2 separate regions of the Mus musculus genome follow, and region 1 is linked to region 2. A link is a loop called in an ENCODE intact Hi-C map of the cell type or tissue named here. Cell type or tissue: left cerebral cortex. All regions are shown on one strand. Each heading gives the region's core, and the rest is flanking DNA. Links, peaks and the distances in the headings are about the cores only.

Region 1 (15,990 bases), core at 3,753-11,752, 210 kb after region 2:
ACACAAGTCTGCACTAGGTCTTCCACATATATATCATAGCTCTTAATTTAGTATTTTTATGGGCCTCTGGAGTGTGTGAATGAGAGGGTCTCTGACTCTTTTGCCTGATCTTGGGATTCTTTCCTCTTGATGATTTACCTTGTCCAACTTTGATATGATGTTTTCTCTTTATCTTACTTTATTTTATTTTGTTATATTTTGTTTTTACCTCTTAGTAGCCTATTCATTTCCAATTCGAGACAGAAAGAGAGTAGATTTGTGTAATAGTACCCAATTAAACACTCAAATTGATCCAGGGTGCACTGCAAATTCCTTGTGACCTGCTCCAATGTTCTGAGCTCCCAGATAAACACACAGATGCCCAAACACACACACCCAGCCTTTATATTTTGATATGCCTAAAATAACTTAATGGTTGGGCCATTTCCTAACCTCAATGTGGCTAATCCCACTCCCTCCGATATTCCCTAGTTATTACTTACTAAAATCTATATTCCGTCTTTGTTGCCCTAGACCCAGTCTAGCAGCCCTCTCGTGTTAGCGGAAAATCAAATACTACTATTGTCCCACTAAAGGAAGGTACAAATAAGATAACCTCCTTGCAACATTCTGTTATATGCATACATTGGTATCTTGCTCATTCTTCATTAGAGAATTTCCCTCCTGCAGTAGATGGGAACAAATATTGAGACCATGGCTGGGCAAGGTGAAGAGAGTGAGAGACCTTGAAACAATCAGTCTTAAATGCCATGTCTCCATAAAGCCCCTCCCCTCAGAGCTCAGGGAACTTTGTAGAAGAGGAGGTAGAAACGTTGTAAAAGCCAGTAGGATGTAAGACACCAAGGAATGGAGCCCTTCTGGTCACAAGAGGATTGAGGCTCATAGGAACTCACGGAGACTGTGGCAACATGCATGGGACCTACATAGGTATGTGGTAGATCTGGTCCCTCTAAAAAGAGTAGATATAAGGACAAACCCTTACCTCCAACTCAAAAACTATCGCCAATTGGTAACTGCTTGTAAAAGAAAATTAGTTTTCTTCAATGGAGTCTCATTGGGTATACAAATCACATGTCCAGTAGTAGATGGTCAACAGAAAGTAAACTCAATGGGATTGGGGGTGATACTTTTATTTCACAATGCTTTGTCTGGGATTTAAAAAAAACATATCTTTTGCTTATATATTATAGTTTCAAAAGTAAAACAAAACAAAAAGGCAAAAAAAAAAAAAAAAAGGGAGAAATAAACCATTTCCCAGGAGGCATTTTAGGGTCTATAGAAACTCTGGGGTGCTTTTCCTTAACACTATAGAATTCATTTGTAACCGACACATTGGAAATTCACTCTACATTTCTTTAAATTTTCTTAACTTATTTAATGCCAATTTTTAACTGTTTTTTAACAGTTTTGATGCCACAGTAAAGGCTATGACCATATTGGGCCTACGACACTTTATCAAACACACCATATGCAGAGGAATTTTATGGGTATCACCATTTCCATGAATGAGTCTAAAATGCATAAATAACAATTTAAACACACACAATGCCTTGCTTTTAGTTTGTTTGTGGGTTTGGGTTTTGCTTTCTATTTAAGTTTCATTGTTTCTGTGTATGTCCTAAGTGTTTACATATGGGAGTCCACCACAGCATGCATGTGATAGTCACAGGACAACTCTGTAATATCAGTTTTCCCCTTCCATATTTATGAGGGTTCCCGGAACTGAACTCAGATCATTGCCTTTGCACTGGACAGCACTTTCCCCCACTGACTCGTCTCACAAGCTCAAGGTCTTATCTTTTCTAATGTATGCTATGCCTTCCTTTTAATCGTCATCCTTCGTCTACATTATATAATGTAAAACATTTTCTAATTTGGTCTTTTATAATTAGAAAAGGAAAGAGAAGAAGAATTAACAAATAGTATGAGAACCTCACTTTTCCCCCTAGATTCTCCATCAGTCCTCTATAGATGAATTTAAATAATCACAAAATTTTTGTTAGAGCCGTGTACATTTTTACAATATGTATCCAAGAGAAACCAAGGCTTTAAGATATTTCAAGAAAAAGATGAAGTTGCAGTTTTTCTGAAGAACAAAAGTCAGTGTGGGTACAAAAAGATATAAGCAACAGGTTTGCTAACACAGTGCACTTAGTGACTGCCAAAGTAAGAATCCGCTTAATTTTGTCAAACTCCAGAATTCACTGTTCTGTGCTGTTCCCCTAGCTTTATAAAGTCCGCCTGCACACCTGAAAGATCATAATGAACCTCTCACTTTATGGGAATCTCGTGCAGAATGTCAGGAATGCCTACTGGAACCCTGGGGGCAGATTGTGACGGCATCAGTTCTTTTGAAACTGGGACAGATGTCTGTGCATCAGTTACCATACAAGGGCGGTAGTCCTTTTGTTCTTTGCTCAAGATTAAGGAAGGGGCATGGGGGTATCAAGTTTGACATGCTGCAGGAGCTTTCTGACTGCAGCCCTAAGAATTGTGAGACACAGGTACTTAGAAGGTGATCCATTGTATTCTCTGCATTGACATACACTTCAGGATGTTGAATAACAGTATAAATTTGAATGCAGGATATAGGTTTTTTTGTCATATATCATGTTTAATAGATGTATTTAATATTCACAATTGAATACTAAAGTTATATTCCCTTGAAGCAGTAGAGGCATCAAGAAAGAAAGAAAAATGGCATGTTATCTTTTCTGACATGTGAATATGGGAAGATATTCAGAATAAATACGGTCTTTGTCATGACAGGTGTGCTTAGGGAAAGCAGAGGGTGGTTACCAAAAGCATAAAAGGATCAGATGAGGAATCCATTGAGCCTGGTTCTGTTCATGGTTTTGACACCAAGCACATAACCCAAGACAACCTTCAGTCATTCACCTTACTTTCCTCAACTTCTATGGCAGCATATTTGTATGGTCTACATTAAATTTCCCTAAGCTTTTTATGATGAGGAAAAAAAAAAAAAACCACCATCACAGCATACTATATAAAACACACATTGGTCTAATAGTTTAACAGAATTAAAAAAATGTAGGAAACTTTTTCTTATAGACTACAAACACTATTTTAACTAGCAACTGGAGATTATCTGTATCATGTATTCAAAACTAGAAAACACAAGAATTGCATCTTTTTAAACAGGACTGAAAGTGGAACACTGTCTATTGAGTTGAATCACATGTCAACTTTCAATTCAAAGGATCTGGATTAAAGTCATGTCTTCCTACCTCAAAGATCCATAGTAGGAGTGAATCTTCCTACTCCAAAGTAAGCAAAAATTCCTCATATATCATGTTTAATAGATGTATTTAATATTCACAACTGAATACTAAAGTTATATTCCCTTGAGCACTTCAACAGGTTGGGCACTCTATTTTGGGGTTTTAGCTATTTCTAGATGTAGTCAAGTTAACAAAACAAAACAAAACAAAACCCCAAAACAAAAATAACAACAAAAACAACAAATCCTCTGTCATACCCTTGCTATTGGTTGCTTCCCAGAGGAAAGACCCTATTGCTGAAAGTACCACACACTTTGGACCTAGGATTTGGAAGAATCAAGTTGAACTGGAGAAGAATACAGCCTCCTTCTTGAAAACTAGTGGTTATAGTATCTGAGGGTGATAATGCAAATTACCAATCGAGAAAAGTGACCATTGGTCCTACCCATTTGTATAGCATGTAAGCCACACCCATGCTGGCCTGGCAAGATACCGTCATTTATACAACAGTAGCACTTTTATCTTAAGGACAACTCACAGTTGTCTGATTGGACTTAAGCCCTACCTAACAAAATAAATTCTATTTTTTAAATTCTTATTTTTCAGCATAAAATAAATTCTTGCCTCAGACTATAAACCTAGCCAACTAACAAAGAATGTAGAGAGGTCACAGACCCTAGAGAAAAACCTACTAGTCTTTTTCCAAACCAATATCACTTCTAACTATAGTTACAATACCCCTGTGCTTACAGATAAAGTGCAGCTGCCATCCCTCATTAGCAGCTTCTTTTACAGGAGATGGAGATAATTACAGAAACCCACACTTCTCAAACTCATGGCCTCTTCTTAATTATTAATTAATTAATTATATATGTATGTATGTATGTATATAAATATAATTGCATTTTGTATATATATATATCAACTTACCAACTCCATTTTATGTTGCTCATATGTACATGTCTTTAGGGATGACTACTTGGGATAGGAAAACCTATCAGGGGGCTCAACCCTGGAGAAAACAGATTCTAAGCACCCATTATTTCCTGTAGCACTTCATGTAGAGGTAAGACCCTGTGGCTTAAAATACAGAGGGAAAACATGATCATGAGGTGTCCCACCTCTCCTGGTAGAACTTTTGCAACCCTACCTCTAAGCCTCAGTCAGCATCACAGAAGAGGGGGCAGAAAGACTGTGAGAGTCAGAGGATCAGGATACCCGCTGTCTGATAATATCTTCTAGACATCACAGGAAACAGCACCTATGAAATCTCAACAGAATGGTTGCCCAAATAAGACCTGTATAATGGCAATACCAATTGATATGTCAACACAGGTGGGGAACTCTATCACAAGGTCTTACTTCTCAAGAGCAACACCAAATCGACTTGGTAAGTTGGTGAGTTGATACATATACACATATATATTTGTATATGTGTGTGTGTATATATGTGTGTGTGTGTGTGTGTGCGTGTGTGAACAATTATATGTATATAAAGAATTAATAAGTAATTAAGAAGAGGTCATGAATTTGAGAAGTATAAGAAACAGGATAGGAGAGGTATTGTAAGTAATAGTGTTGGCTTACTTATTTCAATGTGCCTTCTTATTTCAATGGCAGATGAGAAATTCGTCAGACATGATGCATTTAATAAAAAAGAATTTAAAGAAATAATTCCTGGATTTGAATAAGAAGAGCCAATGCCTGGACACTCTTGGAAATATCTTCCATGTCCTGTATGATTTTGCTCTATATGCCAGATTTTAAAATATAAACACTGATGTCAAGCAGTTTCTGTAATAAGACATTGAGCTCTTGGTTTCTGGACTCTCTCAGCAGCCCACTGTATGTGTACGTATTTGTTTGGCCTGTCTCAGAGACTTGACAAGGAGAATCATGTAAGTATGCTGGGGCTCAATGTTGTCGGCTGTGCTGTGAGAAATTAAGTCCTTTGTCTCTGACCTAGGAATTTCCTATCATCCTCTAATATTCTGGAAGTATTAACAACTCTGGCAAATTACAAGTAGGTAGAGTTGATATCCTAAGCCTGTATTACACATAGCACATCACAGTGTGTTATGATCAGCAACCATTACTAACAGCAGAATGTTAATCCCAGAAGAAAGAAAAAGCACCGGTAATGGAGGAAGAGAAGGAGGAGGAGGAAGAGGAAGAGGAGGACAAGAAAGAGTCTATCAACAGCAATATATTAAACAACTGAAAGTCCTTTTCATTTAAAGTTGTGAATTGATTATATCAGCATCTTTAGTTTATATTTTATAAAGAAGGTAAGTTGTTGTTCAAGTATGCAACTTGAATGCTACATAGGAAACCAGAACCCATATATCTAAAAGCCGCTATGTTTTTGGGGTGATTTTTTTATTTGTTTGTTTGTTTTTTGTTTGTTTGTTTTTATGAGACAGGTTTCTCTGTGTAGCCCTGGCTGTCCTGGCACTCACTTTGTAGACCAGGCTGGTCTCCAACTCAGAAATCCTCCTGCCTCTGCCTCCCAAGTGCTGGGATTAAAGGTGTGCGCCACCACCACCCGGCGCCCCTACGTTTTATAAGCATGACTCTGAAGCTTCAATATATATATATATATATATGCTTGCTCTATATAAACAAAATATATTCTGTACACATCCCAATGTCCAAGGACCTTCAACCATAAAACATTCATATCACCAAGTATGAATTTTCTAATATAGTAATTAAAAGCAATAAAATTCCCAGCACCTAGGAGCTCTAGACTGGAATATCAGGAGTTCAAAGTCTTTGTCAGTTACACAGTAAGTTTAAAACCAGCTTAAGCTTCATGAGTACCTATCCCAATAAAAATAAAATGAATAAGTAAATAAAATTTACTAGTATCTATTGTCTTTACTAAAGAATAGTGTTAAGACTACTCAACATCACAAAAACACAAGTTAATTTTTTGAGCAGCATGTTTGAATTTACGTTAGAAAAGCAAAACCTCTTGGTTATTATTGTGTATAAATGCTGTCCATATTCCAAATATGGATTTCAGCTTGTCTTAGTGTTCTATTGCTGTAAAGAGATACGATGATCACGGTAACTTAAAGAAGAAAGCATTTAGTTGAGGACTTGTTTACAGCTTTAGAATGTGAGTCCATGACTATCATGGGATAGGAGCACAGTAGCAGGCAGGCTGGCATGGTTTTGGAGCAGTAATGGAGAGGTTACATTTCATCTGTAACTTATAGACAGAGAGCCAAAGACTGGGCCTGGCATGGGCTTCTGAAACCTCAAAGTCTTACACACCAGTGTGTGGACACACTTTCTCCAAGAAAGTCACACATCCTAATCCTTCCCAAAGTGTTCTACGCACTAGGAACCAAACATTCATATATGTAAGCCTCTAGGGACTATTCTCACTCAAACCACCACAAGGCTGGAAGGCTTTTCCCTTATGTAACAGCTGTTGTTGTCAGCTTGACACACTCCTATGGGGGATTTTTTCCTGGTTGTATTATTTGAGGTCAGAAGCATCACTGTAAATCTGGGCCACACCTTCTGGTTCACTTGAAAGGACATGGAAAACTTCTTGCCTGCTTCTCCTCACTCTCAATGACAAGTTCATCTATTCTGTTCCCAAGTCATTCTTTCACTGCTGTTAGAACCTACTTCTTTGAAATTCCAATGTTGACTGAAAAGTGCCCACAATCTAGGACCTCCATGAGACTCCAGTACCAAATTGGGATAGCTGAAACATTTAATCTTGTGGACTGAACAACTACTGTATTCTTGATCTGTCAGCCAGGAGACAGCCATTGTTGGGACTACCTGGACTACAGCCTGTAAGATTCCACTTATTCTATAAGTTATGTTTCTTTAGAGAGCCCTGAGTAACATATCTTGTTTCCCTGAAATAAGATGACTTTTCTGGACCTCATTATTATTCTGGACCTTAGCACTTTTACCTACATGATCTGGTTATTCAAGAAAAAAAAATTAATTACTGCCTTTTAATCACTGCATTGGCAGGAAGGTATATTAGTATTTTATATCAGTTTTTTCTTCAATCTACTAGTTTGTCTCTGATTTACAGGACATTTAAATCTATTTACATGGTTGAGTTTGAAGCTCAGTGATAGAGCACTTTTGTTTGATACCCAGCCCTCAGTATATGTGTGTTGGTGGGGAGGGGAAATCAGCCTTAATGATAAAGGTTGATAGCATGACAGCATTTCTAGAACGAGAACTATTATCAGAGCAAACATTCCGAATGACTGTCCAGGGTCTTACAAATTCAGAAAGAATGCCTGGAGCATAATTCACATGCAAGCAACGCTTTTGTTGCTTCAAACATTGGTACTAGAGTTTAAATTTAGAGTGAGAAAAGAGATAAAGGAGGAGCAGCGGTTCCTGAGGAGGTTTCAAATGTTACCTCGAAGTTGAGTCAGTTGGCAGAACATAGAATCCCTAAAATCTATGCAAGGTTTGCTGGTTGATGAGATGCTACATGCTGTACTCCACTCCATGGAAAGGTAAGCAAACATTTAAGATGTGTTTGTCATAAATAGATATTCCTGCATTAAATATAAGAGAGCTGATTTATATTTTTAATTTTGCCATTCAATAAATATTAATAATTATCTACTCTATTCATTGTTGGGCATATCAGCACAAGCTTAGACGTGTAGACAAGTCTGAAGTTTAGAAATCTGGAAGCAATTCTATAGGCTGAGTTTGCACAGATTGAAGTAGGTGAGAGTGGTGATGACAGTCGGAAGGAAATGGTCAGATGTTATAGAAGGTCTGCTCATCATGTGAAAGAGGTTGATTTTATCTTTGAGTCAGTGAGGGAGCCAGTGAATGCTTTTACCAAAAATACAATGCAACTAGATTTTTTTTTTTTGGAACATTTACAATAGTAAAGTATGCAGCATCAATTTCATTATAGAACTACCTGTGGAGCCTTAAAATCCATCACTGCCCATGTATCACCGTGGAAAGATCCTGTTCACTTAGGCTAAGGAGTAGACAGAGTTTAAAAGCTGTCCAGGTAAGCACTTGGCTTTAGTGCAAAACCCAGGTCTGAGAACTACTACTATTGAAAGCAGACTGGGTCAGAACAACATTTCAGTGTGCTAAAGTGAGAGATTTCGGAGAGCAGAACACATAGTAGCCGAGAAATCTACATGTAGGACTTTGATTGGCTCGGTTTACAATTAGTTGTTTCACAATGATGAGAATAATAAATCTGGAACCTCCAGGATCTAAGCCACATGGCTCCACCATGTGGATAAACTGTGATATATCAAGGTGGTTGCTTGCTTTTTTTTTTTTCTTTCTGATCCTGCTACTTTTAATAATTGAATGCTAATAGAAACAAACTAAAAACCCAAAACTATTATGTTGATTAAAGGACAAATGTGTTGACTCTTAGAATATTTAGAGCTCAAATACTGCAAGACCTGAATGTGTGTGTGTGTGTGTGTGTGTGTGTGTGTGTGTGTATACTTTCTCTATTACATTTCTTTGGGCACATTTATGAAAAGAGTATTTACTTGCATTTATTTCATCTAAATGTGTTAGATAGTGAAGTGGAGTTGCATATAATTTTTGGTAGAGATACAGAGTTGCTATGAGGATTTTTGAAATGCCAAACACTTAAAACTGCTTTTTATGTCTCCAGGATGCCTTTCAAGTAGCCTATAATCACATTACATTTATTCTCAAGATATACTGAAATAGTTCAGGTAGAAATTTCTGTTGATTAGAAGAAAAGCAAAATAAATTGGCTAATTTTTACTGTCAAAATTCTTCTTCATCTTGCTTAACTACTTAAAATTTCTCTTAAAAGGCTTGAGTGTATGATTCTTAGTGACAAAATAAACCATTTTCATAGTCTGTAAACTTTCATACATGATTGCCTATTACAGTTTATTGATATCTCCTCAAGAAAATTCTGAAAATGAGATTAAGAAGAGAAATTAATATCATATTCTTAATTCTTTGGTCACCCAGCAATTTGCATAGTAAGCAGTTTCTCCATTCATAATTGAAGTGTAGTGTTTGCTTTCTAAAGGCTTGCAGAAAGCTTAAATATCAACCCTACAGTCTGACTTAATATATGAATGCAAAGATTTTTATTTTATTTTGTAATAGTTTTGTGCTGGAAGATGTATGATCCTTATCATCACTAGAACAATTTAGAGAGACATAGAAGTAATTGGGATTTAAGCTCAATGGACCTAAAGAAACTCAAATAAGTATAAGTTTGAAAGACGATGTGGTCAGGAGCTATGACAAGAGAGAAAAATCTAGAAAGAGAATGTAGTCTACAACCTAATAGCATGACTTCCCTGGGGAGCAAGATGGGAATAAACCTGGGGCCTGACCTCCTAGATCAAAGTCAGCATTTTAACAAGATCCCCCAGGTGACTTGTATACATACTAAACTCTCAAAACCAGTCTCCTGGGACAGCATTGAATTAACTGTACTCTATAATGGGTCAGAGAGTAAATATTTTAGGCCTTGCAGGTCAAGTGCTCTGTATCCACAGCTGTAGCCTGGAAGCAGTGCTGGATGACAGCAAGCAAATGAGTGTGGAAACTGGTGGAGGAGCACTTAAATGATAACTCCTCTCCCTGTCCAACTAACTCTTTCATGTTCAAAAACAATTGTTGTCATGACTGCTTCTCATGATTCCTGGCACTTCAGGTGCTCAATGGAACTGTTTCCTGGGCTGGAGGTTACAGAAAGAAGATTGGGTTATAGGATTTCTCAGCATCCATAACTATGTTCATCAATTTTTTATATAAACACATGCTCAATCACAACAATGGACCAGTGTGAAGTGGTAATAGAGAAAAATAAAGTATATGTGTTGGATACCGTGAGCCAGCCAATTACGAGAATTTGAGAGCTGGGTAACTCTGAACACAATCTAGAACACCTCTTGGAAGCTGTGTTGGTTGTTTTTTGTTAACTTTGTTTAACTTTGTTAAACTAGGGTCATCCAAGAAGAGGGAATGTCTACTGAGAAAATGTCTCTATCACATTGGCCTGTAGGCAAGTGTAAGGGGCAAATGTAAGGGTCCTCTGGATTTTGGAGAACCTAGTCTACTGTGGGAAGTTCTAATGGCTTACCTAAGCTCCTAGAAAGGTGGGCCTAGATGAAAGAAGGCTGAGCAAGTCATCAAAAAAAGCAAGCCAGCAAGCATCATTCCTCCACAATCTCTGTTTCTGTCCCTTTCTCCAGATACCTGCTTTGATTTCCTGTCCTGACTTTTCTTCATGATGTTTATATGTCATAAGATGAAACAAACCCTTTACTCCCTGTGTTGATTTTAGTCAGGGTATTTATCACAGCAATGGAAAGCAAATGAGGACAAAACAGAAACTATATAGTGAAAGTTTTGGTTGTTTCACTGACACTGAAGAAAAGTCATCAACAGAAAAAGATGACACATTGAGTACTTTCTCTCTCTCTCTCTTTCTTTCTCTCGCTCATTCATCTCTCATGTATAACATCCTGACTGCTGTTTTCCCTCCCTCCCCTACTTCTACAAGTAGCCAAAAGAGTCAGAGACAGCACCCACCCCTGCTGCTAGGATGCCCACAAGACCACCAAGCTATTCAGTCACAACACATATCAAAGGTCCTAAGTCAGACACCTACAGGATCTCTGATCTCTGTGAGCCCCTATGAGTCTCAGTCAGCTGATTTTGTGGGTCATGTTCTTATGGTGTCCTCTGGTTCCTAATAACTCTGGTACTGCACGTGTCTTGATGAAGACCTACAGTCTGAGATTATTGAAAATAAGATGCTGAATTACTTTTTGTGTCTGATTAAATTGTAACCGAAGCTCAACTTCCTGCCTCATGGGGCACTTATGTCAAACTGAAGGCACTGGTTAGGAAATAATATCATATAATATGGGATGAAGAGGAGTGAGAAGATCAGGAAAAAAACTGCTGAAATTGAGCCCCTAAAGTTTATTCTTTGCTAACGGAAGTTTCACTCCCTTTGCTCACAGTATCAACCTCAATATTATAGTGTAAAACTACCAGGTCTGCACTGTCTGAGCAGCTTTAATGACTGTCACTGTGGATTCGTTTCAAGACCCACTTCATTGCACTTATCTCTTCTTTGATTTTAGACTTGTAATTAGACTCAGGTCCTACAAGCCCTAAATGAAGTACAAAGTGTGACCCATGCAAAAAAAGAGCTGCAATACGGAAAAATTTCCTAGCTTTTCTACTTCATACAGGTATACATACAGAAATTATGGATGGGAGTGGATGGAAGAGTGTGCGATAATGGCAGAAGGAGGAAAAAAAATGGATAGTTCTAGATAGACTTTGCAGTGGGGGCTACAATTACCTGGGATATGGATTTGCTTTTCTTGCATTCAGTACTTTTACATGATACTTTATCCATTGTTTAAACTTTATTGTAACCAACTTCCCTGTACAATAATCATGGTAATGGGCTTCATACTCGATGTATGCGGTAGAACTTGCCATGTTTTTCACCATCCCAGAGCAGTAGTTTTGATAAAAAGCTTAGAGTAGTATTTTGAAGATTAATTAATAACATTAAATTTATAGCAATACTTTTTAGGGCTGAACCTCAGGCTCCAGAAGGTGTTACATGCTCTGGGCTTCCTTAACAATGGCTCATGGCTCAATGAATATAAGTAAAAATACGAACTGTGACAATCACAATTACTTTTTTTTTTCCTTTTTTTTCTTGGATCTTTTATTTATTTACATTTCAAATGTTATCCCCTTTCCCAGTTTTCCCTCCAGAAACCCCCTATCCCATCCTCCCTCCCCCTGCTTTTATGAGGTGCTCCCTGACCCACCCACCAACTCCTGCCTGCCCACCCTGGCATTCCCCTACACTGGGGTGTTGAGCTTTCACAGGACCAAGGGCCTCTCCTCCCACTGATGTCCAACAACACTATCCTCTACTACATAGGAGGCTGGAGCCATGTGTACATTTTGGTTGGCGATTTAGTTCCTGAGAGCTTGGGGGGGGGGGGTCTGGTTGGTTGATATTGTTGTTCTTCTTATGGGGTTGCAAAGTCCTTCAGCTCCTTCAGTCCTTTCTTTAACTCCTCCATGGGGAAACCATGCTCAGTCCAGTGGTTGGTTGGGAGTATCCGCCTCTGTATTTATCAGGCTCTGGCAGAGCCTCTCAGGACAAACCTATATCAGGTTCCTGTCAGCAAGCACTTGGCATCTGCAATAGTGTCTGGGTTTGGTGTCTGTATATGGAATGGATTCCCATGGGGGACAGTCTCTGGGTGGCCTTTCCTTCAGTTTCTGCTCCACACTTTGTCTCCTTATTTCCTCCCGTGAGTATTTTGTTCCCTCTTCTAAAAATGACTGAAGCATCCACACTTTGGTCTTTCTTCTTCAGCTTCATGTGGTCTGTGAATTGTATCTCTGGTATTTCAAGCTTTTGGGCTAATATCCACTTATCAGTAAGTTCATACCATGTATGTTCTTTTGTGACTGGGTTACCTCACTCAGGATGATATTTTCTAGTTCCATTCACTTGCCTAAGAATTTCATGAAATTGTTTTTAATAGCTGAGTAGTACTGCCAGACTGATTTCCACAGTTGTTGTACTAGCTTGCAATTCCACCAACAATGCAGAAGTGTTCTTCTTTCTCCACATCCTCATTAGCATCTGCTGTCACCTGAGTTTTTTATCTGAGCCATTCTGACTGGTGTGAAGTAGAATCTCAAGGTAGTTTTTATTTGCATTTCTCTGATGACTAAGGAATGCCACGGCACTCCGGTTGAGTCAGCTTGACAGGCTGTGAAGCCTAAAAGCCACTCACAAGGCAAAGAGTTTCAAGGAAGATCTCCTCCTGGAGTTTTGGCATTCTCATTCTCATACTCTATTCCCGAGTTAGTCTGGTGTATGGATCTACGAGCTCTCTTTTAATATTTTATTATAAATGCCTCTTAAGATTAATTCTGTTATAGTCAGTTTCCCCAGTGTTCCAAGATCCCAGAAGCTGCCTAGCTTAGAATCCTGTGAGAAGGCAGCAAGGAAGTTAACCTATTCAGTAACTAATTAAACATTACAATAGATGGAGCCAGTGGCTCAACTGGTCTGCAGAAAGAGCCAGGGAATCTCACTGAGATAGAAATCTTTAGTACAGGCTACATTGCATACCAAAAGCACGTTGGTATACTCTCCTGACAAATGGAGATTCTCCAGATAAGTTAAGAATTTAGCCTTCCCGAGGTTCAAAGGTATTAACACTAAAGTGTGAAATTCTTGCCTGTCATTAAGCTGATCCTAGGCAGGACTGCTTTATATTTATTGTAAAGATTTACCTGGTTCCTGTAATTCCTGTTGCAGTCATTCCTTTGTTTTGTACCTGGTAACTTCTAAGTACCTTGCCTGATGTGACTTCCAACCCCTTGTATTCTCTGTACTATAAAAAGTTTGATGCTTGACCTGACAAATACATTCAGATTCTACACAACCTCTCCTGTGTGCATCTGTCTGTCATCTCATCCAAAGCTTTGCCCACCTGTGACAAGAGACCCGTTCCACACAGACATAGGGACCCAGAGGGTCTGCGGCAGTTGAACATTTTTTTTTTTTTTTTTTTTAGGCAGTTCTCAGCCATTCGATATTCCTCCATTTAGAATTCTTTGTTTAGCTCTGCACATCCCTCCCCCTTTTTAAGTAGGGTTATTTGGTTTTCTGGAGTCTAACTTCTTGAGTTCTTTGTATATATTACATACTAGCCCTCTATAGGATATAGGATTGGTAAAGATATTTTTCCAATCTGTTGGTTGCCATTTTGTCCTATTGACAGTGTCCTTTGCCTTACAGAAGTTTGCAGTTTTATGAGATTCCATTAGTTGACTGTTGATCTTAGAGCATAAGCCATTGGTGTTCTGTTCAGGAAAATTTCCCCTGTGCCCATGTGTTTGAAGCTGTTCCCTACTTTCTCTTCTACTAGTTTCAGTATATCTGGTTTTATGTGGAGTTCCTTGATCCACTTAGACTTGAGCATTGTACAAGGAGATAAGAATGGATCAATTCACATTCTTCTACATGATAACTACCAGTTGAGCCAGCACCATTTGTTGAAAATGCTGTCCTTTTTCCACAAGATGGTTTCATCTCCTTTGTCAAAGACCATGTGACCATAAGTGTGGGGGTTCATTTCTGGGTCTTTACTTCTATTCCATTGATCTACCTGCCTGTCTCTCTACTAATACCATGCAGTTTTTATCATGATTGCTTTGTTATACAGCTTGAGGTCAGGGATAGTGATTCCCTGAGAAGTTTTTTTTTATTTTTGAGAATAGTTTTCCCTATCCTGGGTTTTTGTTTTTTGTTTTGTTTTGTTTTGTTTTGTTTTGTTTTGTTATTCCAATGAATTGCAAATTGCTCTTTCTAACTCTATGAGGAATTGAGTTGGAATTTTGAAGGGGATTGCATTAAATCTGGACTATATTAATCCTGCCAATCCATGAGCATGGGAAATCTTTCCATCTTCTGAGATCTTCTTTGATTTCTTTCTTCAGAGACTTGAAATTCTTGTCATACAGATCTTTCACTTGCTTGGTTAGAGTCACACCAAGGTATTTTATATTATTTGTGACTATTGTGAAGAGTGTCCCTTCCCTAATTTCTTTCTCAGCCTGTTTGTAATGACCACCTAGAAAAATTTGTGCTCTCTGTTCCTATGGCCTTACACTTTCCTTGATTCCAAAGATAGGAATGCTCCCTTGAAGAGACACAACAGTGAGTCCACTGATCTGGAAGTTAAGACTCCTGATCATTTAGTTTGTAGTTCTCTAGTCTCTGAACGAACAGGCAAAGGTGTAACTGTGCTGAGATGACTGATCCCAATTATCTGTGAGAAATAGTGTTCCGTCAAGGGTTATAAGAAAGGGTGAGCCTGGTACATAGGAGATTCTTGGAGTCTCTATTGCAAGTACTATTACAATTATTACAAGATCAGTAACAAAAACATGGAAAATGACAATAAATCAATCCAGCTAGAACTACTAATGCTCTAGACCTTCCTGAGATAAATATTTGGTTTATTCCATCAGGTAAGTAATGAGCTGAAGTGTTTGTTACATGAAATAGAACACAGAAAGGATCACAGAAGAATGTAGTTATACATATCACTTATAATTATGTAACCAATTTCAGTAATGAAAGCTGTAACTGATAGTAGTGCTCCCTTTTATTCTGTTATAGACATTTGGTTTTGGTATACATGTTTGTGCTAGTATGTGACACAAATATATATTTCATATTGATATGTATATGCACATATATGTTTCTGTTTTCTTCCTTAATTTATTCCATTATTATATAACTCAAAATGAATTGATTTACACTTGTGTTGCAGTAAAATTTGACTTATTAACTATACATGATAGTACTTCAGTTCTAGGAACAAGAAATGCAAACATCATTAAGGACTTTGTCTCTTTTTCTAGGGAAGCAAACAGTTCATGTTTACTCAAATGTGATATAGCTATGTTATATTACATGGAATTGCAAGATCCCATCATGTTACTTGAAAATATGGTATTGTTTATTAGAATGCATATCCAACTTTATAAAATGGGATTTGTAATAATTAGTTTTATGTGGCACAAGTACTGTATAGTGATTGGTAAGATGGGTGAGCAGGTAAAGTGCTCATTGGATCATGAGGATCAGGGGTTGAATCCTTGGAACTCACATACATGCTGGACTGGTATGGAGGTCTGCTTG
Region 2 (15,990 bases), core at 3,841-11,840:
AGAGATAGAAGAGAGAATCTCAGGTGCAGAAGATTCCATTAAAAACATGGACACAACAATCAAAGAAAATGCAAAATGCAAAAAGATCCTAACTCAAAACATCCAGAAAATCCAGGACACAATGAGAAGACCAAAAATAAGGATAATAGGTATGGATGAGAATGAAGATTTTCAACTTAAAGGACCAGTATATTTCTTCAATAAAATTATAAAAGAAAACTTTCCTAACCTAAAGAAAGAGATGCCCATGAACATACAAGAAGCCTACAGACCTCCTAATAGTTTGCACCAGAAAAGAAATTCCTCCCAACATATAATAATCACAACAACAAATGCACTAAATAAAGATAGAATGTTAAAAACAGTAAGGGAAAAAGGTCAAGTAACATATAAAGGCAGACCTATTAGAATTACACCAGACTTCTCACCAGAGATTACGAAATCCAGAAGGTCTTGGACAAATGTTATACAGAACCTAAGAGAACACAAATGCCAGCCCAGGCCACTATACCCAGCAAAACTCTCAATTACCATACATGGAGAAACCAAAGAATTCCATGGCAAAACCAAATTCACACACTATCTTTCCACGAATCCAGCCTTCACTGAATAATAAAGGGAAAACTCCAACACAAGGATGGAAACTATACCCTAGAAGAAGCAAGAAAGTAATCCTTCAACAAATCTAAAAGAAGATAGCCACAAGAACATAACCCCAACTCTAACAACAAAAATAACAGGAAGCAACAATCACTATTGCTTAATATCTCTTAATATCAATGGACTCAGGTCTACAATAAAAAGACATAGACTAACAGACTGGCTACATAAACAGGACCCAACATTTTGCTGCATACAGGAAACCCACTTCAGGGACAAAGACAGACACTACCTCAGAGTAAAAGACTGGAAAACAATTTTCCAAGCAACTGGACCTAGGAAACAAGATGGAGTAGCCATTCTAATATTGAATAAAAATCAACTTTCAACCAAAAGTTATCAAAGTAAAAGTCTACCAAGATAAATTCTCAATTCTGAACATCTATGCTCCAAATGCCAGGACACCCACATTCATAAAAGAAACTTTACTAAAGCTCAAAGCACACATTTCACTGCACACAATAATAGTGAGAGACTTCAACACCCCACTCTCAGCAATGGACAGATAATGGAAACAAACTAAACAGAGACACAGTACCAAATGGTTTTAACATATATTATAGAACATTTCATCCTAAAAACAAAAGAATATGCCATTTTCTCAGCACCTCATGGTATCACAAAACTGTCCTTAACTAGTACAAGAAGATTGAAATAATCCCACGCATCCTATCAGATCACCACAGACCAAGGCTGGTCTTCAATAACAACAAAAACTACAGAAAGCCCACATACACATGGAAGCTGAACAACACCCCACTTAATGATAACTTGATCAAGGAAGAAATAATGAGATTAAAGACTCTTTAGAATTTAATGAAAATGAGGGCACAACATACCCAGACTTATGGAATATAATGAAAGCAGTGCTAAGAGGAAAACTCATAGCTCTGAGTGTCTCCAAAAAGAAACTCGTGAGAGCATACACTAGCAACTTAACAGCACACCTGAAAGCTCTAGAACAAAGAGAAGCAAATACACCCAAGAGGGGTAGATGGCAGATAATAATCAAACTCAGTGCTGAAATAACCAAGTAGAAACAAAAAGAACTATGCAAAGAATCAACAAAACTAGGAGCTAGTTCTTTGTGAAAGCCTGTCCTTCCTTCCTTCCTTCCTTCCTTCCTTCCTTCCTTCCTTCCTTCCTTCCTTCCTTCCTTCCTTTCTCTCTCTCTCTCTCTCTCTCTCTCTCTCTCTCTCTCTCTCTCTCTCTCTCTCTCTCCCCTCCCTCCCTCCCTCCCTCCCTCCCTCCCTCCCTTCCTTCCTTCCTTCCTTCCTTCCTTCCTTTCTTCCTTTCTTTCCTTTATTCTTTCTTTTTTATCAAATATAGTCCAACAGGACTGAAAAAAGAAACTTTAAAAACTGAAAAAGGAAACTTTAGTTGAGAAAATGTCTTCATCAGATTGTCTAGCAGGAAAAGATCATTGAGTATATTTTTGACTGGTGATTTTCTATTGCAAGTGTCATCCCTGAACAGCTGAAATAAGAACCCAGTGTGCACAAGATAGTGATTCTATTCCTTCATAATCTCTGCTTCAGTGCCTGACTCCAAGTTCATGTTTGATTTCCTGTCCTGAGCACCATTCATAATGTACTGTAAGATATAAGATGAAATAAACTCTTTCCTCAAGAAAAGAAAAGAGAAAGAAAGGAAGGAAGGAAGGAAGGAAGGAAGGAAGGAAGGAAGGAAGGAAGGAAGGAAGGAAGGGAAAGAAAAAAATTGGATGATTCCTTCAGCATTCTGAATACTAGCAATTTTCAAACCGTAAATCTACAAGGAAAACCGCATTCATTGTGAATATAAAATTAAGTTAGTTATTTTCTTTCCCCTTTTTTTTTTTTTTTTGTTTTGTTTTGGTTTTTCGAGACAGGTTTTCTCTGTATAGCCCTGGCTGTCCTGGAACTCACTTTATAGACCAGGCTGGCCTTGAACTCAGAAATCCGCCTGCCTCTGCCTCCCGGGTGCTGGGATTAAAGGCATGCGCCACCACACCCGGCATTAAGTTATTTTCAAAAGATGAAATACCTTGAAATGATTAGCCTATATACTTTGTCAGTGATCTTGTGGGAAATACTCTCCCACCAAACACAGCAAATAGTAATTGAAATCCAGCTTTGAGAACAAGGACTAGATGATGAAACTCAAACTTTTTAGGATTAAAAGAGAAACTGTAAGTAGTTCAATAAAGATAAATATCCCAGTGTTTTAAAAAAAGGACAAACAACCTATGGGAGCCTACTTAACTTACTAGAACAGTCACCTCAGAGCATTTGTCACTGTAACTATAGGTGTGGCATCATGACAGGGAATATCAAAAGTGATTCAGGGGGCTTGAGCAGGAGCGTAATCCAAAAGAACATGGTGATTGTGATAAAAACTGCATGGTACTGGTATAGAGACAGACAGGTAGACCAATGGAATAGAATTGAAGACCCAGAAATGAACCCACACACCTATGGTCACTTGATCTTCGACAAGGGAGATAAAACCATCCAGTGGAAAAAAGACAGCATTTTCAACAAATGGTGCTGGCACAACTGGCGGTTATCATGTAGAAGAATGCGAATTGATCCATTCCTATCTTCTTGTACTAAAGTCAAGTCTAAGTGGATTAAGGAACTCCACATAAAACCAGAGACACTGAAACTTATAGAGGAGAAAGTAGGGGAAAGCCTCGAAGATATGGGTAGAGGGGGAAAAATTCCTGAATAGAACAGCAATGGCTTGTGCTGTAAGATCGAGAATCAACACATGGGACCTCATAAAATTGCAAAGCTTCTGCAAGGCAAGAGACACCGTCAATAAGACAAAAAGACCACCAACAGATTGGGAAAGGATCTTTACCTATCCTAAATCAGATAGGGGACTAATATCCAACATATATAAAGAACTCAAGAAGGTGGACTTCAGAAAATCAAATAACCCCATTAAAAAATGGGGCTCAGAGCTGAACAAAGAATTCTCACCTGAGGAATACCGAATGGCAGAGAAGCACCTGAAAAAATGTTCAACATCCTTAATCATCAGGGAAATGCAAATCAAAACAACCCTGAGATTCCACCTCACACCAGTCAGAATGGCTAAGATCAAAAATTCAGGTGACAGCAGATGCTGGCGTGGATGTGGAGAAAGAGGAACACTCCTCCATTGTTGGTGGGAGTGCAGGCTTGTACAACCACTCTGGAAATCAGTCTGGCGGTTCCTCAGAAAACTGGACATAGTACTACCGGAGGATCCAGCAATACCTCTCCTGGGCATATATCCAGAAGATGCCCCAACTGGTAAGAAGGACACATGCTCCACTATGTTCATAGCAGCCTTATTTATAATAGCCAGAAGCTGGAAAGAACCCAGATGCCCCTCAACAAAGGAATGAATACAGAAAATGTGGTACATCTACACAATGGAGTACTACTCAGCTATTAAAAAGAATGAATTTATGAAATTCCTAGCCAAATGAATGGACATGGAGGGCATCATCCTGAGTGAGGTAACACATTCACAAAGGAACTCACACAATATGTACTCACTGATAAGTGGATATTAGCCCAAAACCTAGGATACCCAAGATATAAGATACAATTTCCTAAACACATGAAACTCAAGAAGAATGAAGACTGAAGTGTGGACACTATGTCCCTCCTTAGAATTGGGAACAAAACACCCTTGGAAGGAGTTACAGAGACAAAGTTTGGAGCTGAGATGAAAGGATGGACCATGTAGAGACTGCCATATCCAGGGATCCACCCCATAATCAGCATCCAAACGTTGACACCATTGCATACACTAGCAAGATTTTATCAAAAGGACCCAGATGTAGCTGTCTCTTGTGAGACTATGCCGGGGCCTAGCAAACACAGAAGTGGATGCTCACAGTCAGCTAATGGATGGATCACAGGGCTCCCAATGGAGGAGCTAGAGAAAGTACCCAAGGAGCTAAAGGGATCTGCAACCCTATAGGTGGAACAACAATATGAACTAACCAGTACCCTGGAGCTCTTGACTCTAGCTGCATATGTATCAAAAGATGGCCTAGTCAGCCATCACTGGAAAGAGAGGCCCATTGGACATGCAAACTTTATATGCCCCAGTACAGGGGAATGCCAGGGCCAAAAAGGGGGAGTGGGTGGGTAGGGGAGTGGGGGTGGGTGGGTATGGGGGACTTTTGGTATAGCATTGGAAATGTAAAAGAGCTAAATACCTAATAAAAAATGGGGAAAAAAAAGAAAATAACATTTCCCAGAAAAAAAAAAAAAAAAAGAACATGGTGGGAAGTAAGGAAGGGAGAAAATGGGGGTCACTTCTCGCAGGGGATGGTATGCATATTTGAATAGTCAATGAATCTGAAATGAACAAGGAAGACACAAGAAGAGCTCATCTCAACTCCCTACTGATGGAATGGTTAAACAGCTGCTAAGAACAAGGGGCCATGGATTAGGAGGGAAAGATAAGCAAGTGATGCACATAGAAATTTTAGTGTATGCTATTTCAAACCACCAGATTGGTGGGCCATATGAGATATCCTGGACTTATAGAGAGACTAATGTAGATTTTAAAGATGAAAGGACCAAATGGATCTCCATCTACAGGATAGATTAGAAAAGTAGACTTAAAGGGGAAGGCTTTTAATTGCAGGTGGTGCCCTAAAATAGGTAGGAAGAGTGAAACCTGAAAGAAAAAACAGAATCAAGGCAGCTCGATATTAAGTGTGCTAGAGAAGTTATGGGTCTGAACCCATCACCGTGTCAGATAAATGTAAGATCACATGCTTGATTTCATTCACCATGACTCTCTACTGATCCACTGAAATCAGAATGTCAATGTAGCAAAATTAGTGGTATAGGCAAAAAAGGTAACCTTTTGTCCTGGACAATAATGCTGTTTATTCTCTGGGTTGAATATTGAGGAATATTTTCTAAAGAGATGGGGAACAAATAGGAATGCTATTGCAAGAGAAAGAGAATCATATGGTTGGGAAGAATGTCTTGAGATTTGAAACAGAGCCCCTCCTTAAAATTAGCTGCTTGTTAAATAACCTGGGAATGCTGTTATTTTCCATCAGGTGGATACGCACTTGGTTTACCAGTGAACCATGCCATGCAGCTGGCCTGGGAAATCCCAGGGTGCAGTAACTCAACAGGTACTGTGAGTCCTGAGGGATCATACCAACTGCCAGGTTCTGCGCTTTGATGGTGGTTCTCCACCAGAAGACATCTCCATGTGAGTCAGAGAGGCCTGGTGGGCATCCTCTAACTCTTACCTGGTCCATACTCCTTCTCTGCTTCCTGAATCACTGTTCAACAAAGGAAACCCTGAGCTTTCTCTTCTCCCTTATCCGGCTGCAGTAGCAGGAAGGAGGCTCTTGATCCTCTCCCTCATTTTCTGGAATTGTGAATACAAAGGTAGAGAGGGAAGAATCATGGCAAGAAAGAAAGATGCGATTACAAACAAATAAACAAACAAAAAACCCAACAACAACAAAACAAAAAACAAGAACAAAATACAAGCTTTGAAGCATTCAGATCATAATTTATTTTCTGTATCCCAAACTATGATGTTACACATGCAAATCATGATATTTAAAAAAAAAAAGCATTTTCCCCTTGGTAACAAAAAAAATAATCAGAGCTAAGTCAGATATTTGACTATTGCAACTAGGAAATGAAAGCTTTTGTCTGGAAGATTCTTAACTACTTAAAACTTTGTTTCATCCCTTAATGGCCTGTTTTACAAGGCAGGTCACATCCCCAATTTAATCATCATTACCCAAGGCTTATTCACTTAATAATCTCTTCTTCAACTTATTTATTTGTCATAGAGGTAGGTTATATCACAGTTCTGATGGCTTCATAATCAATGAAAGGAAACCCTGATATTTATCTTGTCCCCAGAACAAATTAGTATTTTAGATGTGTGGAATGTTATCATTTTTATTTATGTAAATTATTAGAAACTTTTTAAAGATTTGACATTTCCCTTTAGATTATGATTATAATCATCAAGGTAGTTTAAAATAGGAATCAAAATAGAAATATCACGAGGCCATTAACATTATCAGTTTAATAAATATTCCTTTTAGCACAAACTAGAATTAAATACCGGAATTTTTTTCTGTTTCACCTGGATACGTTCAGCCCTATGTGCAAAATGTTAGTCAATTTAAAAAGTAACTTTATTTTCTATTCGCAGCATAACATAAAACCATTTAGAGATGTGGAGCTCGTCTGCCTGACTAGGAAAAGCAAGACAATTTACACGAGGTCTTGTGCTGATGAAAACCATATATGCTCTTTGCACTGTGTGTCACATTGCATCTTTTTTTGTGTGTGACAGCACTGGACTCAGAAATTAAGCACAGCAGGAAGGAACCTCTTGCATAGATTCAAAATACATGTCCTGACATTAAAGCCAGCCTGCGTTAAGAAGGGGAGAGTTGGAGAGGCCCTCTACGGTCGTTAGAGGATACTAAACTGAAGTCAGTGATTCTCCCCTTTAAAGAATGCTCAGAGGGATCTTGCCAGCAGCAAGCCTGGTGTGTTGCAGACACATTCCTACTGGAATGCAGACAAGACTATTTCCAGTATTGCAAACCAAAATTTCCTGACATTAAAACAAAAGTCATTTCCACGATACTATGTAAAGTTGGTCTGCGTCCTTATAGCCAATCTCAGTGTGGTCATTCATTCACGGGGCTTCTGAACTCCACCTCCCCCATTTGTTGGCATTATTGGCCAGCGATCCACAAGAGCAGAAAGAACCACAGTCGTTATGGCAATTTTTCTAGAATTTTTGCTCATCTAATTGTTTATATTTAATTTCTTTTAAGCAATAGGTTCTAGGGTTCACTTTTCATTTTCATGTGTGTGCATGTTAGAAGGCACCTATGCACATCTTTGTCCCTGAAGGTCAGAGAGGAAGTAACATTGCTTGGAGCTGGAGTTACAGGTACTTATTGCAACCAGAAGGGGGTGCTGTGGACTGTATCATGCTTCTTTGTAAGATAGGTAAGTACTTGTAATGGCTGAACTAGGCAGGTCCCATTAATAATTTGTTTATCTCCATAATTTCGTACAGCTTTTATTATTGGATATTCAAGTCATTATATACAGTGTCATTAACTAGAAATTCCCTTTTTGTTGTTACAAGGTACTTTTATATTTTTTTTCCTTAAAAGTTGTATTGCAATATCCATCCATCACTACCTCCTGTGATCAACTAACTACCTGTAGTGCCTCCATTCCATCACCCTCCCGACTTCATGCTGTCTTGTCATTTTTCATTCTTTGGAATATGGCTACTGGCAGGTTACTCACGCCCCCACGGGTACCCACAGACCCATGGACCCATTCAGCAGCACTAGTCAGATTTAGTGGGTTATTGATAACAAGAACTTGCCAAAAAATTTTTTAACAAGTGGAATTTTGACTTATCAAAAGCTCCAATTTATTTCTATAAGAGGCTTATTTTGCTCCCTTGACACAGAGTCTTACTTGGTACCTAAGCTGTCCCAGAAAATGGTTTGTTTGCTCTAAATTTTAAAATGTATGGGGCTGGAGACATGGCTCTTCCAGAGGTCCTGAGTTCAACTCCCAGCAACCACATGGTGGTTCACAACCATCTGTAATAGGATCAGATGTCCTCTTCTGGTGTGTCTGAAGACAGCAACAGTGAAAATTATACATAAAATGTATTAGCACAAAATTGTTCAAAGTATTAGAACCTTGAGTCTAAACAATAAAGCCTATTTTTTTTCAAGGTCAAAATATTTTGAGTGGAAAGTACACTGGTTGTCTGTGTTCTTTTTTATTTTTTTTAATATTTTTTTTAATTAGGTACTTTCTTCATTCACATCTCCAGTGCTATCCCAAAAGTCCCCCACACCCTCGCCACCCACTCCCCCACCCACTCACTCCCACTTCCCGGCCCTGGCGTTCCCCTGCACTGAGGCATATAAAGTCTGCTTGGCCAATGGGCCTCTCTTTCCACTGATGGCCTACTAGGCCATCTTCTGATACATATGCAGCTAGAGACACGAGCTCCAGGGGGTACTGGTTAGTTCATATTGTCGTTCCACCCATAGGGTTGCAGATCCCCTCAGTTCCTTGGTTACTCTCTCTAGCTCCTCTGTAAACTTATCCAGTCCCAAATTCTATGTGTTGCAGTGAATTATAGTTAGCATAGCCCTCTAACGCCAAGGAGCTCTTGTAGGTTCTATGCTTTCACTATCAACTACATATGTATGTACTCACGCATCACAAAAAAAAAAAAAAAAAAAACAACAAAACAAACCAAAAAAAGGGGGGGGGGGACAACAGAGTTGAAACCAGAAAAATAGCCAATTAGCTTTAGGACATCTTTCACAACATGTGTCTTTCTGTCTGCATTCCCCCTCTCTCGTTATCTAATGCTCTTTTGGCCACCTTCTACATGTTCTAGTGTCTTAGGGTTTTTATTGGTGAGGTGAAACACCATGACAAAGAAACTTGGGGAAAAAGAGTTTATTTGCCTTCCACTTTTCTATCAATTTTTCTTCTAATAAGCAGCAAGTATCTTACATTTCAGACTCTTGTTTCACTTCTTATGTAATTTTGATTTTAAGGTCATTTAAAAATTATATTTTGGTTCTTTGAGGCAGGATCTCATGTAGCCAAGCTTGTGTCAAATTTACTATGTACCCAAGGATGCCTTTGATGTTCTGACTCTCCTATTTGTCTTCCACATGCTGGGAACCCAGTGTAAAACCCCACATCTAGACTATATGAGCTTTAAGAGCAAAGCTATTGTTTTCCATTCTGTTAAAGACACAGTGGAATATATAAGGGCAATAGTGATACAAGTGGACAAGAAGGAAATAAGCCAAGTTGACAGCTTGGTATCAATAAATGATAAGAATTAAAACTGAAAGTCACACACACACATATTTATACACACATATGTGTCTAAAATCCTTACTCTCATGTCATCATCTACAGTGTGTTTAGTTCTGATTATAACATCTTTTTGTCAAAATAAGATGCTATACTATGCTATACTATATTAAATATGTATATTAGTTGCTTGATCCAAATGACATAAATATTAAAATATCAACAATCAATTTGAAAGTTTGTAATTATACATACACAGGAGCATTTTCCCTAAATAAAACACTTGTGTGTGTACACACAGCAATAGCCTGTGAACCATTTACAAAGACTGACTTCCATCTGGCATCGATGCACATAGACTTGTCTCTTCTAGATATCCTTCCCACTGTTCGTCAACAGATGCCTCAGGCATTTGGTGGCACAGAGCAAAAGGGAGAGAAATATCCACCCATACTTCAATATTTGGCAGATTAAAGCACCTACCATCTAAAATATAGTTTTTTTAAAAGTCTAAATACAGCTGAAAATCTGTTACATAATTATGGGGGGGGAAAGGAAGAAAGATGTAACAACTACATTTTTGCATGGAAATATTTAGCTGTTCTGGGTGATATGCAGGCTGAACAGAGGGTCAGCTTTAAGGACCAGAGTTTCTCACTGTTGCTATTCACTTGTCACAGTAGTTATTAGACTCATACCTACTAGGTGTTCTTGCTGTTTTACTAGCCTTTGAAAATTTAAATTATCTAGAAGCAAAAGAGAAGTAAAAGGCTAGAAAAACTGAAAAATTAAACTTTTAAAAGACGTGTTTTTTGCCTGGTGATCATCAGTCAAGCACCTAATAATAAAATAAATATAGATTTTTCTTCTCCAGATAAACAGTCATTACTTTCATCTTACAGTGAACACACAGTAAGTGGGAGAACAGTGCACTCAGTGCACTTCATGATCATGTGTAAATGATTTACCCTGCCAATCCAAAGGAGTAATAAACCTGTGTAGCCCAGGGCTGGAGCTGTCTGTGTGCTTGACCAGGTGTGGTTCTGTACATACACAGCCACCTGTTTTCTGGATCACAATGTAAGTGCAGAAGAATACCTGGCTGTGGGTTTCTATCAAATATCAGGACAATTCAAAAGCTTGTTTAGTTTTAACAGTGTTGTCATTTGAATCAGTGCACAGCAAAATGACAATGCAGAACTTTAATAATCTGTAAGTTGAGTGATAACAAGTGATAGCTGTAAAAATAATAAATACAAAGAAAGAAAAGCGAAAAGCAAAAGTGCTGGATACTAAGAGTTTCACATGCTTGCTGAGGCATGTACATATATGTACACATAATACACACCACACATTAAAATAGATCTGGCCTATTAAGAAAAAAAAAAGTATGTCCTGAAATCGGTACTATTACACTTCTATAGTGGTATCCAAAAGTCAGTAATGGCACTTCAAAGAGCCTGTGAGAAACAGAAAACACAAGTTTGGAAAGTGACATGACGTTTGTGTGGCACACCTGTTTTAAGTTGCAGAAGTCAGCTGTGCATGGATGTGTCTGGCTACAACATGAATTCACATTGGTGGAAAACAGCTGCATATCACTTGGAAACATTTTTTTTCAAAACTGAAATTTCTTCAATGGAAAAATAGAGCCATCTTCATAAGTGAGAATTCTTTATTATCTATAGGCTATTTCCCATATAACTTAAGTTTTAAAATGCAGTTTTATGGTCTAGGAATTGTCTGTTCTTAAAATAAAAAACCCTAAAAAACTAAAAAAAAAAAATCTGCAATGAATAGATTCCTTTTAAGATACACTTTACAATTTGATAGTGGGAACTGTTCTTTATCACTAACAAAGCAGGGGAGGGAAGATAAAGTAAGGACAGAGGGGGAAAAATTAAGTTTTTTTTTAACTGAAAAAATAACTCCCCTTTGAAGTATTTGTTGCTGCTTCCATCAGTAATTAAGATCACTGAGTTTGCAAAGAGCCCCCAGAGGCTGTCCTTACAGCTCCCAGCCTTTCTTTCTTCACAGGTTTGTTCATATTGTGTTGCAATCCACTCTTCTTTCTATATAAGAAGATGAGCTCTCTCAGTTCGATTAGAATTAGAATTCTTTCCCTTGGGTTTTTGAGACTGAAGATCACAAATATGCCAAGGTTTCCAAGGAGATATATGAGGATATGGAAATGGATTACCTTAGGAAAACTAAAGGAACAAACTCAGATCTCAAAGTAGCAGTCCCTAGTGCTCAAGTGGTCTATGGTTACTATAGTCTGTCCTTTCTAGAAAAGATAGCTAAAATAGGAAGACCTTAAGATATGAAATGGTGCGATCAACATTTGTCCTCGTCTACCATCTATCACCGTGTTCATTATTGCATGCAGCATCGATGAAAGAAACTGAGAGGCAGACAGAAAGCATGAATGCTAAAATATAATCTATGAATTTCTACTGAAAAATGAATCTGGCTGCAGTATAAGGATGGTTCCTCCACAAAGACCCACAATGTGCTTTGTTTACCAGCTGCAAAAATAATTTGCATTCCAACTAAGGTGAATTTAGGCAGGGAAATTGTGGCTGAAAGTTATACTTCACTGTACTGTACTACACTGTACTGCACTATGCTATGCTAACCTACTTATGGTTTGTAAGTCTATCAAGCACTTAGTATTTTACAGTTCCTTATCTTCTATACCTACCATCCTACTGAAAACTTTCATGTGATTTGTGACATTGCTCAGCAAAGTAACTGTTTATTTTCAATAGGCTAGTCTTCCAGGGCATTGCTGAATAGATACATGCTGTTAAATATCTAAATGTCTCTTCTCATTCTCCATAGCTCATCACTGTCGAGCTATGTCAAGTAGTCTACTGTCTGCTAGGCTCTGCACTGTGGAAGATGATGCCGATTAGTCGACTATTATCAGCCAAACCTACTCCACAAAAAACATATTATCTTAAATTATATAAAAAGAACAAAATAGTCCAATTAAGAGATAAAAGAAATAAATTTTGTTCTTTAAATTATGATCCACTGCATTTTTCTAAACTACACAATAAATTATGGATTGGTAGAACAGGAGCTTTGTGTTGATTGAACTGATATGGAGATCCATAACACCATCACCTAAAAATAGACTCTGGCTTCTCTTCAAAAGGAACACTCAAGGATGCACTGGGGTTTGGGGTAACTATTATGCTATTGCATGTAATTACCTCAAGGCCAAAGCTGTCCCAACAAAATTGCCAGTTTTGAAAGTTTATATGGTAATGTTGTTTTATACATTAGTGTTAATGTGACATTTTCTGATTGACATTTTCTGATTTTTCAAAAACAAATGTACTGACTGACAGAAATATATTTTTAATAGTATATAGGAGATTACCTATAGAACTTTTCAGTTACTTGTTAGTTAAAAACTCAGTTGACTTGAACATTTCATGTTAACACTTGTCTATATGCTTGCCCCTCTTTATCCTTATCTTTTCTATTTAAAAATAAAAATGAGTTTTACATGAAGAAATAAATACTTTGATTAATGAGATGATCAATATATTTTAATAAATATTTCAGAACAAGTAACACATTATTTGGTGTTTAACTATTATACAATGTCCATTTTTAAATGAATACAAAACATCCATGCTTCCAGACAGTTTATATATTCATTACCATCATAAACATCAGATAGGATTTAAATTATATGGGACCTGAGAAAAGTTGAAGCAAATCAAGTGAAGAACACACAGTATCATTTGGATTGAATCAGACTTAGATAAAATGATAAAAGGTTTTCCGGAGTTTAAAAACTTTTCTGTGGAAAATCAAATAACCCCATTAAAAAATGGGGCTCAGAACTGAACAAAGAATTCTCACCTGAGGAATACCGAATGGTGGAGAAGCACCTGAAAAAATGTTCAACATCCTTAATCATCAGGGAAATGCAAATCAAAACAACCCTGAGATTCCACCTCACACCAGTCAGAATGGCTAAGATCAAAAATTCAGGTGACAGCAGATGCTGGCGTGGATGTGGAGAAAGAGGAACACTCCTCCATTGTTGGTGGGATTGCAGGCTTGTACAACCACTCTGGAAATCAGTCTGGGGGTTCCTCAGAAAATTGGACATAGTACTACCGGAGGATCCAGCAATACCTCTCCTGGGCATATATCCAGAAGATGCCCCAACTGGTAAGAAGGACACATGCTCCACTATGTTCATAGCAGCCTTATTTATAATAGCCAGAAGCTGGAAAGAACCCAGATGCCCCTCAACAGAGGAATGGATACAGAAAATGTGGTACATCTACACAATGGAGTACTACTCAGCTATTAAAAAGAATGAATTTATGAAATTCCTAGCCAAATGGATGGACCTGGAGGGCATCATCCTGAGTGAGGTAACACATTCACAAAGGAACTCACACAATATGTACTCACTGATAAGTGGATATTAGCCCCAAACCTAGGATACCCAAGATATAAGATACAATTTGCTAAACACATGAAACTCAAGAAGAATGAAGACTGAAGTGTGGACACTATGCCCCTCCTTAGAATTGGGAACAAAACACCCATGGAAGGAGTTACAAAGACAAAGTTTGGAGCTGAGATGAAAGGATGGACCATGTAGAGACTGCCATATCCAGGGATCCACCCCATAATCAGCATCCAAACGCTGACACCATTGCATATACTAGCAAGATTATATCGAAAGGATCCAGATGTAGCTGTCTCTTGTGAGACTATGCTGGGGCCTAGCAAACACAGAAGTGGATGCTCACAGTCAGCTAATGGATGGATCACAGGGCTCCCAATGGAGGAGCTAGAGAAAGTACCCAAGGAGCTAAAGGGATCTGCAACCCTATAGGTGGAACAACATTATGAACTAACCAGTACCCCGGAGCTCTTGACTCTAGCTGCATATGTATCAAAAGATGGCCTAGTCGGCCATCACTGGAAAGAGAGGCCCATTGGACACGCAAACTTTATATGCCCCAGTACAGGGGAACGCCAGGGCCAAAAGGTGGAGTGGGTGGGTAGGGGAGTGGGGGTGGGTGGGTATGGGGGACTTTTGGTATAGCATTGGAAATGTAAAAGAGCTAAATACCTAATAAAAATGGAAAAAAAAGAAAAAAAAACTTTTCTGTGCACGAACTTCTTGAGGGACTCAGATGTTATGCAATTGTCTACAGTTTACAAAGAATTATAGGCCTCAGTACTATCCATCTTCAACATATAACTTGGCTTTACTAGAAGATACATTAATCACAAATTAGATTTACCTTGAAATTTTTATTTATGACAATAAAAAGGCATTTGTTATCAATATTACAAACATGAAACAGGATAAAATCATTATCAAAAGAGAGTAAGACTTGTAGCCCTAAGCATATTAAGCCTAAATCTCAAGCATAGTTGTTGCATATATGTTCAATATGACAGTGTTAAGACTTGTAAATTTTGTGTATATGTACACATGTTAGGATAATTCTTCTGATCTTTGATCATTTGAGTAAGAAAATTAACAAACTTTCAGTTGCATCAGATAGAATTATGTTAAAGGAATAATGTCATTGTATTATCAACAAACTACAACATTCATTAATAACTTGCTTGATATAAACAATGACCATATAGGAAAAAGAATATTTTTTTCATCTATAGCTATTTCTGTATTTAAATGTGGCTATGAGTATTTTAAAAATATTACAAAGCTACTGCGTTTAAATTTTATTCAATAAACATCAGCTACAATAATTTCCCTACTTTTAGTTACCTCAGAAACTATGTTACATGATTTAAAAGCTAATGTCCTATAATTGTTTCACTTTCTTTTAATGGACTTAGAGTTATATACAGAAATTGAATGAACATGGAAACCAAATCTATAGTAATATGAATAACAATAAACCCAAATAATATGATAGGATAGAGGAAACACCCCTGCTTTGATGGTGGGAGTGCAAACGTGTACAACCACTATAGAAATCAATATGGTGGTTCCTCAGAAAACTGTCTGTCAATCTACTTCAAGACCCAGCTGTATCACTCTTGGGCATATACCCAAAATGAAGACACTTGATGAGCTGTGTTCAGAGAAGCTTTATTCATAATTGCAAGAAACTGGAAACCACTGGGATGTGCCTTAACCGGTATATTTACACAATGTACTATTACTCAGATGTTTAAAAACTGATACCATGAAATTTGCATCGTGAGTGAGATAATCTAGACCCAGAAAGACATATATCATATGTACTCCCTCATAAATGGATATTAGCTGTTAAGTAAATGATGATCATGCTACAATCCAAAGAGCAAGAAAAGATAGGTAAAGAGGGGAACTATAAGGGAAAGCATGGATCTCCCTGGAAAGAGAAAATAGAAAAGACTTTTCAGGTTAAGTTGGGACAAATGGGAATAGGAGTAGGAGAGATTAGACACAGGGGTTGTG

What was found. Hi-C counts contacts between places; a loop is a spot of excess contacts. Peaks named below come from ENCODE experiments on the same cell type or tissue, not always from the same donor. Only the 100,000 strongest peaks of a DNase experiment are listed, where the experiment ranks them.
Region 1: a loop joins it to region 2, with 14 times the contacts of the local background. A loop is called at or near these places in 23 of 42 quality-filtered maps.

The regions. Positions count from the first base shown.
Region 1 is chr13:85,156,465-85,172,454 of GRCm38, forward strand. No RefSeq gene overlaps it. Among named protein-coding and RNA genes, the nearest start is that of Ccnh, 25 kb to the right of the region's middle. In left cerebral cortex, for the core only: a CTCF peak has its summit at 8,508 (motif pointing left); a DNase peak (open chromatin) is centred at 8,437; H3K4me3 peaks cover 196 bases.
Region 2 is chr13:84,943,448-84,959,437 of GRCm38, forward strand. No RefSeq gene overlaps it. Among named protein-coding and RNA genes, the nearest start is that of Gm34196, 45 kb to the left of the region's middle. In left cerebral cortex, for the core only: a CTCF peak has its summit at 7,626 (motif pointing right); DNase peaks (open chromatin) are centred at 7,632 and 9,933.